Linked DNA regions of Mus musculus: all the other regions are linked to region 2. Evidence: chromatin contacts called from ENCODE POLR2A ChIA-PET data. All regions are on one chromosome and are shown on one strand. The core of a region is the stretch at or near the end of the contact, and the rest is flanking DNA. Distances in the headings are between cores, read along the strand shown.

Region 1 (4,640 bases), core at 1,560-4,059, 120 kb after region 2:
TTCCCTTGCCCGGGAAATCTAAAGTCTTGCCTCCGTCTCCCTGCCTACTAGTCACCGGCAACTTTATTTACCAATTAGAAATAACTGGGGACCGGGACCCGCAGCGTCTTACACGGAGGAGTCTCCGTTCTTGAGCAATTTGGGAACCCATAGTGCAAGCATTAAACCAAATCCACCACGCTCTCCTCTCATCTTGTGAATTCTGACGTCAAACTCAGGTCATCAGGCTTGGCAGCACCGTTACCGCTAAGCCGCCGGCCCTCACCTGTTTCTCTTTTCTTTTCTTTTCTCTTCTTTTCTTTTCTTTTCTTTTCTTTTCTTTTCTTTTCTTTTCTTTTCTTTATTTATTTATTATATGTAAGTACACTGTAGCTGTCTTCAGGCACTCCAGAAGATGGCATCAGATTTTGTTACGGATGGTTGTGAGCCACCATGTGGTTGCTGGGATTTGAACTCAGGACTTTTGGAAGAGCAGTCAGCGCTCTTAACCGCTAAGCCATCTCACCAGCCCCTTCTCTTCTCTTCTCTTCTCTTCTCTTCTCTTCTCTTCTCTTCTCTTCTCTTCTCTTCTCTTCTTCTCTTCTTCTCTTCTTTTTTTTTTGTTTTTTGTTTTTGTTTTTTTGTTTTTGTTTTTCAAAACAGGGTTTCTCTGTATATCTGTATAGCCCTGGTTGTCCTGGAACTCACTTTGTAGACCAGGATGGCCTCGAACTCAGAAATCTGCCTGCCTCTGCCTCCCGAGTGCTGGGATTAAAGGTGTGTGCCACCGCCACCGCCACCGCCCAGCCCTCACCCATTTCTTACCCACCATAAGTTCTTTAGGTTCAGTACTGATTCCAACACGAACCTTGTATGACACTTGTTTTCTAAGCTAAGATTAGAGCCATCGTCCACAAGGCTCACAGACTAGCAGACCAGAAAAGCTTATTTGGAGTCAGGACTATCCTCAAAATGGCAGACTGGCCTTTGAGCTTACACACTGACACGTGTGTGGTACTGTGGGAACTCTGGTCTGAAGTAAAACTAGAACATACGCTAGGCTGAACACAGTTCAGTCGTAGAACAGAAACATGACTAAGGCTCTGGGTTCGATCCCCAGCAAAATACAAATAAAAATACAAAAGTAATAAGTGACTATGTTACAGACAAGCTGAAGTTACTGAAACAGAGGCAATGTCTACCTGAGAAGCACCTGACTGAGCCCTGAGGTGAGACTCTTGATACAGCTGAGATCATATCTGACCAGTCTTCATATTAACCCCTGGCCTGGGACTGGCTAGGCCTGAACAAGATGGTGCAGTCCATCCCATGTGCAGGGTATAGTAGAGGCACAGGAAAGGTCACCCTGGAAATGACTGCATTCAGAAAGGTGGCGGCAAGATGCTTCGACTGTTAGAAAATTGCTTCATGGCTGCCTAGTCAAACTGAACTGGACTAGATGTTTATGCTGTGAGGACCCTAGAGGATCGTGAATAGGATGCATTTGGGAGGCTGGCAGCTCACGATTGTAATCCTGTGACCCTAACAGTCTTTACAGGTGAAGCTGGTCTAGAGACTCGTCTCTGACTACTCTCAGGCTATTGAAACAAATGAAACAAGGGTCCCAAGAAGGAAAAGGTTGCAAGCCCTGGTGCTGGCTGAAGGAAGAACTTGCCTCCTGGAGAGAGATTTAATTCTGACAACTGTTAGCCCACCTGAGAGGACAGACAATGATGGGTCAGGGATGGGTGGACCACACTTTGACCACAATGGCTTAGTTAAGCATGCTTCCTTCTTGCTTTCTATTCAAACCTAAACCTCATGTCAGGGCTGAAGATGGATTTTGGGCTGGGGGTGGAGGTCACTAAAGCTCTCTATCTGCTTCTCTTCCCAATGTGGCCACACCAACTAAATCTCCTTTGTCTGTTTTCACTAATGTCTATGTATTTAATGTACTGTGGATGAGTGGCAGAGCCTGTGGTGTTAGCCCTGTCAGAGCTCAGGCTTTGACCAGAATTACTCTACTCACAATCCCAGTATTGCCACAAGTTTAAGACTAGCCTGATGGGCTGGAGAAATGGCTCAGAGGTTAAGAGCACTGACTGCCCTTCCAGAGGTCCTCAGTTCAATTCCCAGCAACCACATGATGGCTCACAACCATCTGTAATGGGATCTGATGCCCTCTTCTGGGGTGTCTTTAGACAGCTACAGTGTACTCACGTACTTTAAATAAATAAATGAATCTTAAAAAAAAAAAAAAAAGACTAGCCTGAGTGAGACCTTATGGGGAGAGAGGGAGGGTTCCAGCTGCTGGAACTGAAGAGAAGGCTCAGTGCTTAAGTGAACTTGCTGCTCTTGGTTCTGGCACTAAAGAGTCCAACATCCACTTCAGTTCTCAGGTTTCTGTGAACATCAAGTGAGAGTTTCCTGCCAAAAGACTACATTTCCCATCGTCCCTTGCAGCCAGACCAAGGAGTTCCTGGAAGGGTGGGACTACAATGTAGCTGGTAGTTGTTTCCGCCTCACAAGGAACTGGAGTACTGTCTTCTGTAGGCATTTTGGCCACCCAGACGTGGGTGATGAAATGCTTCTTCACTGTGAATAAACACGGTCTCACTTAAGGTCCGACCAAACCTCGCTCTTACCCCCTTCAACCTCTCTACAGGAAGTAACCTGACACCAAGCACGTACAGGTGCACGTACATGAGGGCAAAACACTCATACACATGAAATAAAAATAAATAGTACCTAAAAAAACCCCTTCAGCTGTTGCTTAGGCCAACACATACCTACAGCAGCCTTGTCCGCCCACGGATCCTGGCAGGTGCCCAGCTGGGGACACTGTGGAGTCTCTAGTTAGGACGAAGAGTCTCACCTGGGGAGTTGAATTTAACTCAGAGGAGGCATTCTGGCCGCACGCCCCACTCCCCACCCCCTTTCTCTTCCTCCTGCCCGGGATTGGAGAGCCTGGCTACAGGCTTGTGTGGTCCAACTTCTCTCCTTAGAAAGTTGTAAGAAAGCCGCACGGTGGTGGTGCTTACTTTTAAGTCCAGCACTCAGGAGGTAGCGGCAGATATCTCTCTGTGGGTCTGAGGCCAGCCTGACACACAGTGAGTTCCAGGACCGCCAGGGCCACACAGAGAAACCCTGTCTCCAAAAACAAGTAAACAAGAGACACCCACTTCTGCCACATGGGCTCTGACTCCCTCTCTTCAGAGCCGTCTGACTGTCCATGGCATTTAGTAAGTCTTATGGCCTCCAAGTACAATTTCTGTCTCAGTGTCCTGTATCATATGTGAGAGAATTGAGGGGTGGGGATTAGGAATCGTCTACCCTGCTCCTCCTTAGCTCCCACAAACTAGCCAAAGTTGGATTCCACCAAAGTTCAGCCTAGGGAGCCAATGACTTCACTAAAGTTACTCACAGAGTAAGGATGAGGGGGTTGCAAAGGAGTATGGGTGATCTCTGAGAAGCGGCACTAGAAGGTGGGCACAAAAATGAATGGCTTCTGTGGTTGTATACATGGAGCCCCCTTCTTTCAGGTCTTCCAAGCCCCTCCTGAAACCCCCAAGGCCACACACAGTTAGGAAAGAACACAATTATGATCAGCTAGAAGGAGTATCTGGATAGTCAGGTGAAGGTCCCAAGACCCTCCATCCCTCCTCCCATGGGGAAACCTCAACAGCCAACAAGCTCAGCTATGCCTTTGGTTGTTTAATGATATTTTGCAGAGAAACCCATCAGCATGTCTGAAGGCAGCAGCCCTTTGTCTTGGAAAACAATCCTTTATAACAACAGCCAAGACCTTTCTGGAGACAGGAAGATGATTCTTCAGCAAGGAGTGGCCAGAAGCTGTGGCTGGAGGCAAGAGCTACGTCTTTGCAGCCCAATATCCCAAACAACTGATACCAGAACCAACTAGCCCCTTGGATTCTGCAAATAGCAGTGGGTAATGGGTGTTATGGGTGGTTTTTTGTTTTGCTTTGTTTTGTTTTGTTTTTTGTTTTTTTTTTTAAAGATTTATTTATTTATTATATGTAAGTATACTGTAGCTGTCTTCAGACACTCCAGAAGAGGGAGTCAGATCTTGTTACAGATGGTTGTGAGCCACCATGTGGTTGCTGGGATTTGAACTCCAGACCTTTGGAAGAGCAGTCGGGTGCTCTTACCCACTGAGCCATCTCACCAGCCCCTTGTTTTGTTTTTCAACAAGCTACTTTTCTCCCTTGTTTTCCTCTGCACATCTCTGGCTGACCTTCTGAGTCTCAAGTTGATCATAGCAGTCAATCCCTAATCCAGATTCCTTTCCCTGACCTGCTCTCAGGTTACAAGGTTTCAGGTGCCCTGGTGACCACAGCTGAGGAAGGCCCGAGCCACTCAGAAGGCTGGCAGCTGGGTCTCTTTGGCGCAAGCAGCTGACTGTCACATACACCTCGTCTCTCATCCCCACCAGCTGTTTCTAACTAGCCCCTGTCAGGAAACTGCACAAGGCTGGTACCTGCCCTAACCCCAGACCACAGTTGTCCTGGCAGGCTTATGAAGAACTCAAAAACAAACAGGGCTGGCTACCAGCTCAGATTCCAGGAAGTGCAAGTTGGTAAACCCGGTTCCTCTGGGCAACCGCCAGGTCGCTAGCATTCTTTCCCTCAAGACCTTTGGAA
Region 2 (5,023 bases), core at 1,894-4,393:
GATAACATGAAAAGATGAGATTTTTAAATAGAAGAGAAATTTCATGATATACAGGTAAGCTGAGACATAAAGAGTTTGCTAGGCTACTTTATCAAGTAATTTACAATACATCCACTGCTGAGCACACCCCACTGTGATTCTGAAGTTTTTCTGCATTTAGTTTAAAAGATGTTTCTTCCCAAGAAACTGAACTTTTCTTTCGAATGCACTCGATCGAATAGGAGAATTGGGTTCATAAAAGGGATTCATGGCAAATTTGATGTATAAGTCGTAGACGTCAGTGAAGAAGTTCTTGATGCCATCCTCGTGCCTCACGTCATGCAGCATGATGAGCCGCATGTGCCCAGCCGTGACGAACGCCGAGACGAACCACTCATTGAATTTGTCCACAGTTTTTAAGTACATGTTGTTGGAGAGCCACATGTTTTCGTCGACGAGGTCCAGAGCAGCATGAGCTATGAACTGGTTCAGATGACGGTGTTCATCTTTAGATTCTGCTTTCCCAGCTGGCAAAAATTCCATTTCAAAAACCGGATTATCATGGTGGCCAACAATTACGAAGTAGAAGCTCCCAGACATTGTCTTCTGTCTATATGTGGCTCCTAGAGTCAGACACCAGCAAATGAACCCCAAGTCAGTTCATGAAATTCTTATTTTTGAGACAGGGTCTCACTCTGTAGCCCAGGTTAGCCTTGAAACCCAATCCTTTCTACCTTAGTCTCATAACTGCTGGTATTACAGGCATTAGCCACCACACCTAGCTATATTTATTAACATTTTACCCCTCCCCACTGATTTAAAATGATAGAGCTACCATACACTAAATTTGCATTCATATTTCCCACATCTTTGGGTTTTTTTTTTGGTCCTATTTATGAAATAAAGGGAAAGCTGCTTAGCATCTGGATAATTTCGATAGGTTCAGAAAATGAACCTGGCAAAAACCTACCATCTTTCCATTGATTGAAAAAAAATAATACAAAAAGAGGGAATCCCCCCTCCACACACACACACACACAGGGTTTGAGAGGGAATTTCTTAAACTGAAAAAAAAAAAAAAAAAAGGACATCACCATCAACAAATCCAAAATACTTTTTACAGTTACTGTCAAAGACTACCAGGGCAGTGGTAGCTTACACCCGATCCCAGCACTGGGAGAGACTGGGGCAGGAAGACTCTCAGGGATTTGCGGCCACCACCTGGGCTACATAGTGAGTTTCAGCCAGCCTGGGCTAAAGTCTGAGATGCTGTCTTTAAAAACAAAACAACAACATCCTACAAACTAAAAGCTTTTTTCTTAAAACCAGAAACAAGGAAAGATCACAACTCCATCCTTTGGCTAAAGTTTAGGAATGCAGAAAGTATACCTCCCTTCTACCACTTCTATTGAGTACTTTACTGGAGATAGCAGGCAGGGAAACAAAGTTAATGGGAAGAATTAAAAAAAAAAAATCACTACATTGGGGGGTGGGGACAGCCCCAGCACCAGGGAGGCAGAGGCAGGCAAGTTCCTGTGCGTTCAAGGCCAGTCTGGTCTACAGATCTAGTTCCAGGACAGCCAGGGATACACAGAAAAACTGTTTCAAAAGCTAAACCAAAACAAAGAAATAAAAAGCATTTGGACTATGAAGTCCAAACTATTTGAAGATGATATAATCTTATACATAAAATGTCCTATGGAACCATGTAAGGGCAGACTTAGCAAGGCAACAGGAAACAAGATCAATAGAGAAACAAATGGGTTTCTATAGACCAGCAGCTAGTTCCAGAGTGATAAAAAAAAAAAAAAAAAAAACAAAAACCAAAAACCAAAAAACCCAGGATAAGGGACTATCGTTTAAGAGACACGTCATAAAATAAAAACTATAGCTTTAGGAATTTAATCAAGGCTTTCAGTGGAGGTCTTGGTGGTTAAGATCATTGGTTGCTCTTTCAGAGGACCTAAGTTTCCACTAAAAATTTCCGAAGAATTAAAGAATCTCACCTATTCTTGAAAACAAGTAAATAATGGCTGCTGGTTCAGGGGACTCGTTTTTCCTCATTGGTGTATCCACCATTAAATTGTGTATGCTCCATAAATAAACCCCTACCCATAAATACCCAAGTTAAACTCAGTGGGTACACACGCATGCTCAGTCCAGAACTCAGTAGGCAGAGGCTAGAGGATCTGTGAGTTCAAAGCTAGCTTGTTCTGCAAAGCAAGTTCCAGGACAGTCAGGGCTACAGAAAGAGACTCTGTCACAAGAAGAAAGAAGACAGGAGGAGGAGGAGGAGATGATCAACTTCACAAAGTTGTCCTCTCTTACACATGTACCATATAGCAAGCAGGCACTCCCATGATGTGTCACATACATCCACAATAATAATAATTTTAAAAAATGTATAGATATGAAAATAGAAGGGAAAGGGGGTTCAGTGGGTGTGGGATGAGAGGGTGACAAGGGCTGAAAACCACATTAAAACACATGGATGAACCTGCCAAAGGATAACTAAAGATACTAGGATGGACTGTCATCCTTGCTTTGGGGCTATTAAAGATGGCGATACATCTATTTACCCACAGATTCATTTACAACACGATGACAGAGTCCATTAAATAAACCCGTACATTTTGCTATTTTATTTTGTTATTAACCTTTTTTAAAAAATAAAATAAAAGGTCTTATGAAGCCCAGACTGGCCTACAAGTATCAGAAAATGGCTTGAATTCCTTACCCTAGCTCCCCCTTTCCAGTGCTGCGATTATCTTACACTGCCCCTCTTTAACTGTTTATTTCTGGTGCTGGGGACCAAATCCCAAACCTCCAGGTGCTAGGCAAGGGCTCTGCCCCTGAGCCACAAATCCCAAGGAAAACTCAAAGTACGCACCCACGAAAGTGACTGAACTGTATGTGCCCAGCCTCCCTGGACGGCCCCCACTTTCCCAGTCTCTAGCTCCCGACTTTTTGCTTTGGGCAGGGTCTTGCTGTCCTACAGCACTTGAGGCAATCCCTCCGGGCTCCTGAGCGCTGGGATCACAGGCGAGTGCGGGATTTTGACAACTATAAATACCTCACCTAAGCCGACTTCCCTCTAGTTCAGGGGCAGACAAGCTCAAAGAGGAAAGCAGGTCAGCCGGCCATCACACACACTCAACGTCCACCCCGCGGGGTAGCTCCGCCCACCGACTAGCCGAGACTGCTCACTGCGCATGCGTACATGTTCCCGCCTCTCCGGGAAGGACTGAGCGGCCTGCGCCGGCTGCCGACCTGACGCAAGTGACGGAAGACTGAGCATGCTCAGTAACGCGCTAAGCCCGTCCCCAGCCCCGGTCCGGCCGCCATCTTGGATCAGGGCAGCTCAGTCGACCGGGCATGCGCACATGCGTCTCTGAGCAAGGCTGCGCTAAGGGTTTTGTCCGCCATCTTGGGTCAAGGCCTCATGGGACGTCGGGGTCCCCGCGGGCCTCCTCTGGCTCTTAGAGCAATCCTTGCCTTCACCGCACGCGTACTTGCTTATGTTGTCACTGACGTTCGCCTGGAGGTGTAGAGACCGGAAGCCTGGCGGGAGATGTGGACCAGACTGCCAAGTGAGGCGGAGCTTTTAACTACAAGAATGCCAGAAAGCAAAATGGAGGTTGCAGCACCGGGCGCTTGTGTCCAGACGGTGCTGGCCGTATGCGTGGGCGGAAATGCGTAATGGGAGGGTGGTTTAGGGCGCAAATCACTGGTGTTAGGTGCTGTTAATCATCAAGGACTCTGCTCTTTCAAGTGTATGTCTGCATTGTTCACAGGTTTTCCTTATGTGTTTATTATAGTGAGACTTATCTAGCGTTGGCGTCCTGAATTCCTTCTTCCCTTAAACAGACATTTCGAAGCTACTTTGGCTAAAAATCATTGACTTCTCTCTGGGGCCACAGAGTGACTAAAGATAAAGTTTGGCATTTCTGTTTTCGTTTTGTGTTTGCTAGAAACATAAACAAAGCGAAGTAGCTCTACAAGGCACGTTCTATTTGTAAAAAAGGTGTTTCAGGATCAAAATCATGGTGTCTTTTCCCCAGTGGCTGGGGTCCGACCTTCATGCTTGGCTAGTTCTGAAAGAATAAGCTTAGAGGAATGGAGTTAAAGGTCTGTATTCCAGGCAGCAGGGAATTCAGGAGGGAGAAAGGATGCATGAGGTTTATAAACAAAACTTTACTAGGTGGAGAAGATGTTTGTTTGTTTGTTTGTTTGTTTGAGTGAAGCAGCTTTCTTTTATTGGCGGTAGTGAAGAAAATTTTTGGAATATTGGCCAATGGCAGACTACCTACCTACCTTTGATAGATAAATAACAAAACTGATTTCTTACATCTCCTTTGCTTTGGTCAGGTACCTGCCCACTTCTACATAAGCAGCATGTTTATCCATCCATTTCATCTCCCTTCAAAATTGAAGGCACAAAAAAGTCATTGTCCTAAACCTCTGGTCATCTTGATAGGAATGGGAGTTAGGGAGGAAGGGAATAAAAGTGTCTGCTACAAGAAGTCTCCAGTTATCATTTGAGCCGTAGAAATATGAACATGTTTGTTTTGTGTAGCAGCTCACAAATTTCCATTACTGAGGCTGACTGCTTTCCTGACTTCCAATTAAGGAAACTAAGTCAGTGTGTGCATATTTATGTGTTAGAACACTTTTTGGCTTTGTATACATGTGTAGAGGCCAGAAGTTAAAGTCGTGTGTCAACCTTATCACTCTTTGCTTTGCTTTTTGAGACAGTCTCCTGAGTAGCCTTGACTGGCTTTAAACTTATGCCTAGCTTGAGGATCTTACAGAACGTTCTAAAAATAAGTGTGTTTGAGATGCTCAGAAATAAGTGGATTATATGCATTAAAAACACATTGAGCTGGGTGGTGGTGGTACATGCCTTTAATCCCAGCACTCGAGGCAGACACAGTTGGATTTTGAGTTCAAGGCCACCTGACCTACAGAGTAAGTTCCAGAATAGCCAGGGCTACAGAGAGAAACCATCTTGAAAAAACAAAACAACATCAACAAAAATCTTGAG
Region 3 (4,356 bases), core at 1,503-4,002, 75 kb after region 2:
TCTCCCCCCATCCTTGTTTCTCTCCTATCTAGTGGTAGGGAGTGAAATGGGAGGTGGGCAGAGAACAGGTGGGGAAAAGAACTCACAAAGTAGCAAAGAGCAGCTGCTGAGGGGAATGCAAAGATTACAGGATCTAAAGTACATTGTGTAGAACAGAGATGTGTATTTGGGTTTTTTTTTTGTTTGGTTGGTTTTGGTTTTGGTTTTTCGAGACAGGGTTTCTCTGTGTACCCCTGGCTGTCCTGGAACTCACTTTGTAGACCAGGCTGGCCTCGAACTCAGAAATCTGCCTGCCTCTGCCTCCCAAGTGCTGGGATTAAAGGTGTACGCCACCACGCCTGGCGAGATGTGTATTTGTTAATCCCTGTTAAAACTTCAGACTTTGCTAGCTCTTTAACCTTACAAGACATATTTCCTCATTCTCTTGACTCCCTGTTTCTCTCTCCCCATTGACCCAACCCAGGCCCTGGCCACCCCTCACCTGTCTCACTGGGTCTGCCTCGTGCCAAACTACTCTCAGCTTTCAGTCTGACTCAATATATCCTGTGTGCTGTGCCATGTGAAACCGCCCCAAACAGTTCTATGTTTTTCTTGTTTTAGTCAAAACCTCTAAAAGGTTTCTGGTTTTTTGAGACAGGGTCTCTCTAATCCTGGCTGTTTTGGAACTCACTCTGTAGACGAGGCTTGCCTTGAATTCAGAGATCCACATGCCTCTGACTCCCAAGTGCTGGAACTAAAGGCTTGCACCATTATGCCTGGCTAAAACTTCTAAGACTGAGATTTAAGTTCTCCGTTGTCTTGGGGTAGTGGGTTGTTGTTTTGTTTTTTGGCTTTGGGTTTTGTTTTGTTGTTATTGTTGTTTGTTTGTTTGTTTGGCTTGGTTTGGTTTTTTCAAGACAGGGTTTTTCTGTGTAGCCATGGCTGTCCTGGAACTCACTCTGTAAAACAGGCTGACCTCAAATTCAGAAAGCTGCCTGCCCCTGCCTCCCAAGTGCTGAAATTGTCGGCACTGCCCAATACCTCAGGCTAGTGTGTAGCAGTAATGCTTCCCAATGCTGTCCCCATATTTACTGCTTTCTGTATGTTATTCTGTTATTCTGTCTGGTTTTACACAGGGTCTCATGTGGTCCTTGTGGGCTTCAGACTTGCTATGTATTCAAGTGAGGCCATCTTGGAACTCCTGACCTCCCCATGTCTGTCTCCCAGCTGGAATTACAGGGGTGCACCACCAGGTTTGCACTGGTTATTGTTTCTTCATAACACTGATTGATTCTGAATATTAGTCCCAAATGTGCAGATGCAGGAACTGAAAGCTGAAGTGACTAGTAACTCATGGGGACAGACCAAGTGTTGTGGCGGCTTCTTCTTCTTCTTCTTCTTCTTCTTCTTCTTCTTCTTCTTCTTCTTCTTCTTCTTCTTCTTCTTCTTCCTCCTCCTCCTCCTCCTCCTCCTCCTCCCCTTCTTCTTCTTCTTCTTCTTCTTCTTCTTCTTCTTCTTCTTCTTCTTCTTCTTCTTCTTCTTCTTCTTCTTCTTCTTCTTCTTCTTTTTATGACAGGGTTTCTCTGTATAGCCCTGGCTGTCCTGGAACTTACTCTGTAATCCAGGCTGGCCTCAAACTCAGAAATCCACCTGCCCTTGCCTCCCAAGTGCTGGGATTAAAGACATTTGCAACCACTGCCTGACTTAAGTGTTGTATTTTACAACTCTGCCCATGAAATAAAAACTGGTAATATGGTACGATTGAGATTCTTCAAAAAAATGATCTGAGTTTTTATTTTTCTGTTCTTCCATACTTTAAATAATAAACATGTCACCCTTTGTTCAGTGTGGTGTACTTGTGGAAGTCAGATGACAACTTTCCCAGGAGTTGATTCTGTTTATTCAGTTTGTGGGTTCCAGGGATTAAACTCCTAGTTGTCACTTGATGGCAGATGTAGAGTGGCTATGTAGAGAGACCCTTTCTCAAACAAGACAAACAGGACCCACTTTTGTGTGTGTGTTACAGGGGACTGAACTCAGAGTATTTTATAATCTAAGGCAGGCATTCTACCATTGAGCTCTATTTCCAGCCATCTCCCTATAAAAGGTGTATTTAGGTGGAAATTAAGAAAGACATTTTAATATAGGCTTGAGCACGAGGGTTAAGAGCAAGGGATGTTCAGAGGACAAATGAGACACGTCCAAGAGCAGGGTGTGGGCTTTCCAAAGAATTGCAGGAAGTAAAACATATCCTAGCATAAACTCAAGGGTCACTCAAAAGATGTAGTTTTAGGAAAGAGATGCCAAGTTGGACCTGGTGCTACAAGGTTGCAATCCCAGTTTCTCAGAAGCAAAGGCAGGAAGATGATACATTCACGACTTGCCTGAGCAACTTTGTGAGATCCTGTTTCAACATTAAAATAACTAAAGGGTGGCAAATGCGTTTTGGTGGTGGACTGCAACCCCCTATTACTGAGAGGGGGGAAAAGAAAGAAACAGCCTGGTGGTGGTGGTGACCCATACCTTTAAGAGGCAGGTGATCTCTTAAGTTTGAGGCAGCCCGGTCTACAAAGTGAGTTCAAGGACAGCCAGGACTACACAAAGAAACGAAAAACCAACCAACAAACAAACAAACAACCCCCCCCCCCCAAAAAAAAAATCTCACATGCCTCTTGGGGTTGGAGTGAAGTGGTCCGGAGCACAGGGATTGGTGGCGAGACCGCAAGGAGGCGGAACTGAGGGCGAGCGGGGCCTGGGACCTGCGGACTGTCACTAGCGAGGCACCCGCCGACCCGGAAGGAGCTGAGAAGAGCTGGGGCCCTGGCAGCCATAGCGCTTTGCACAGCCGGCTTGGAGCGTGTAGGACGGGCACGGAGCAGGGTTGCGTTCTCTGAAGTCGCAGGTGAGTGGCAGTGCCCTCGTCGGGCAAGAGAGCGGGCGACAGCTGTGGCCCTTCGGAAGGCCACTCTTTATGCTGCCCACTCACCCAGAGCTCTTGTCTCGGGTCCTTCGCGAACAGGGAGCCTGTTGTTTTGGGTTTTGTTTTTGTTTTGTTTTTTTCACGCAGGGTGAGGGACAACACCGATCCCTACCTGCGGAAACCGCTCTAGTGGCTCTAGGGGTAAAACAGTGGTTGCCACAGGGCAAGTATTTCAGGAAAGAGTGAGAGTACCGCACGCGAGACTCTTTTCCTTCCCCTGGCCCTCAGTTTCCCCATTTGGTAGGATGAGCGAATTAGGGGTCATAGACAGCTGGAGAGGCTAGGACGGCTCTGTGTTGTCCCAGTAAGTGTGGCGGTCACTGGGCCTCCTCATTCTCCGTACTTACCGTATAGCTCAAGCCGGGTTGAATGAAGGGGAAAGATACTAATGGGGGGAAAAGTCAAGATTTTACGATAAGATAAAATTTATTTTGAAAGGTTCAAGTGTAGTCTTGTTAACTGAAGGAAAAAAATTTATTAGGAGTTTAACGTATTGGGATGAAGTAAATTGAACTTACTGTCACGTATTTGAACATTCTTAAATCAAGCTCTGTGTGGGTGTCATCTTACCTTGAATGTCTGTGTCCTTTGTTTAAATATTGGTCAGAGTAGTTACAGTGAAAAAGAAGGTGCCACCTGTACAGCACCGCAGTCTGCTAAGGAAGACACCCCTGTCAATTATTTTACAGGTGACCAATAAGGGTGATTTTACAGTTTGCCAATGATGAGTGTCATCAGTCAAACAGGGCAATGCATGCCTACCATTGCACCTTTTGGTACATTTGGGTTTGTGACCACAATATTTTGACCTTTAAAAAATTTTTGTTTGAACATAGGCAGGCACTCTGACCCTACAATTCCACCTACTCAAGAGGGCAGGGGCATCATTTGAGCCAAGTCTGCCTTCGAAGATCTTATCTCAAGAAAACAAAATTGGTCTCAGAGTTAAGCTGCTCCCAGGCATTTCTGAGTTTACAGAAAAGGAAAGTGTCCTTGTTGTCAGGATGTTAGAGAAGCGATTCTGTAGTTGTGAAGTTTTGCAGTTTGAATACGGTGAACTCTAGATTTCCTCTGCCTTGTGCTATTGGAGTAGAAATGTAAGCAGGACTTGACACAAAGGAGCAGTCTATCAGATGTGGAAATCACTGCCACCTCATTCGAAACTTACAAACTAGAGTGCTATAGCAGTGATTCACCTCATCCCCACCCCTCTCTCACGGACAAAGTTGGCTGAAACTCACTGAAATTACTTTTTTTGCAAAACATGATAAAGTTTCTCCATTGTATGTACTTTTTACAAAAAATTTGGTTATTGTTTTATTAATGTTGGTAATGTTTTATTACATATGTATTATGAGTGTGTCTGAGTTAAAGATCATATCAGGGAATTCATGCCA

What was found. ChIA-PET counts read pairs that join two places held with the same protein, here RNA polymerase II (POLR2A).
Region 1: POLR2A ChIA-PET joins it to region 2 with 41 read pairs in embryonic stem cell. The contact joins the enhancer-like site here to the promoter of 0610009B22Rik in region 2. POLR2A ChIA-PET finds 5 or more read pairs at or near these places in 3 of 5 experiments (Patski and embryonic stem cell).
Region 3: POLR2A ChIA-PET joins it to region 2 with 19 read pairs in Patski. The contact joins the promoter of Sar1b here to the promoter of 0610009B22Rik in region 2. POLR2A ChIA-PET finds 5 or more read pairs at or near these places in 4 of 5 experiments (Patski and embryonic stem cell).

Annotation. Positions count from the first base shown.
Region 1 is chr11:51,802,918-51,807,557 of GRCm38, forward strand. No RefSeq gene overlaps it. Among named protein-coding and RNA genes, the nearest start is that of Sar1b, 42 kb to the left of the region's middle. Within about 2 kb of position 2,810, at least 3 of the 3 ENCODE cell types and tissues checked have a DNase peak (open chromatin) inside an H3K27ac peak, as active enhancers do.
Region 2 is chr11:51,685,491-51,690,513 of GRCm38, forward strand. It overlaps 0610009B22Rik (RIKEN cDNA 0610009B22 gene), which reads right to left and starts at 3,144. Exons shown (of 2, transcript NM_025319.2): 1 at 3,058-3,144; 2 at 1-602. The coding sequence starts at 579. The coding sequence ends at 157.
Region 3 is chr11:51,760,911-51,765,266 of GRCm38, forward strand. Sar1b (secretion associated Ras related GTPase 1B) reads left to right here and starts at 2,753. Exons shown (of 7, transcript NM_025535.2): 1 at 2,753-2,881.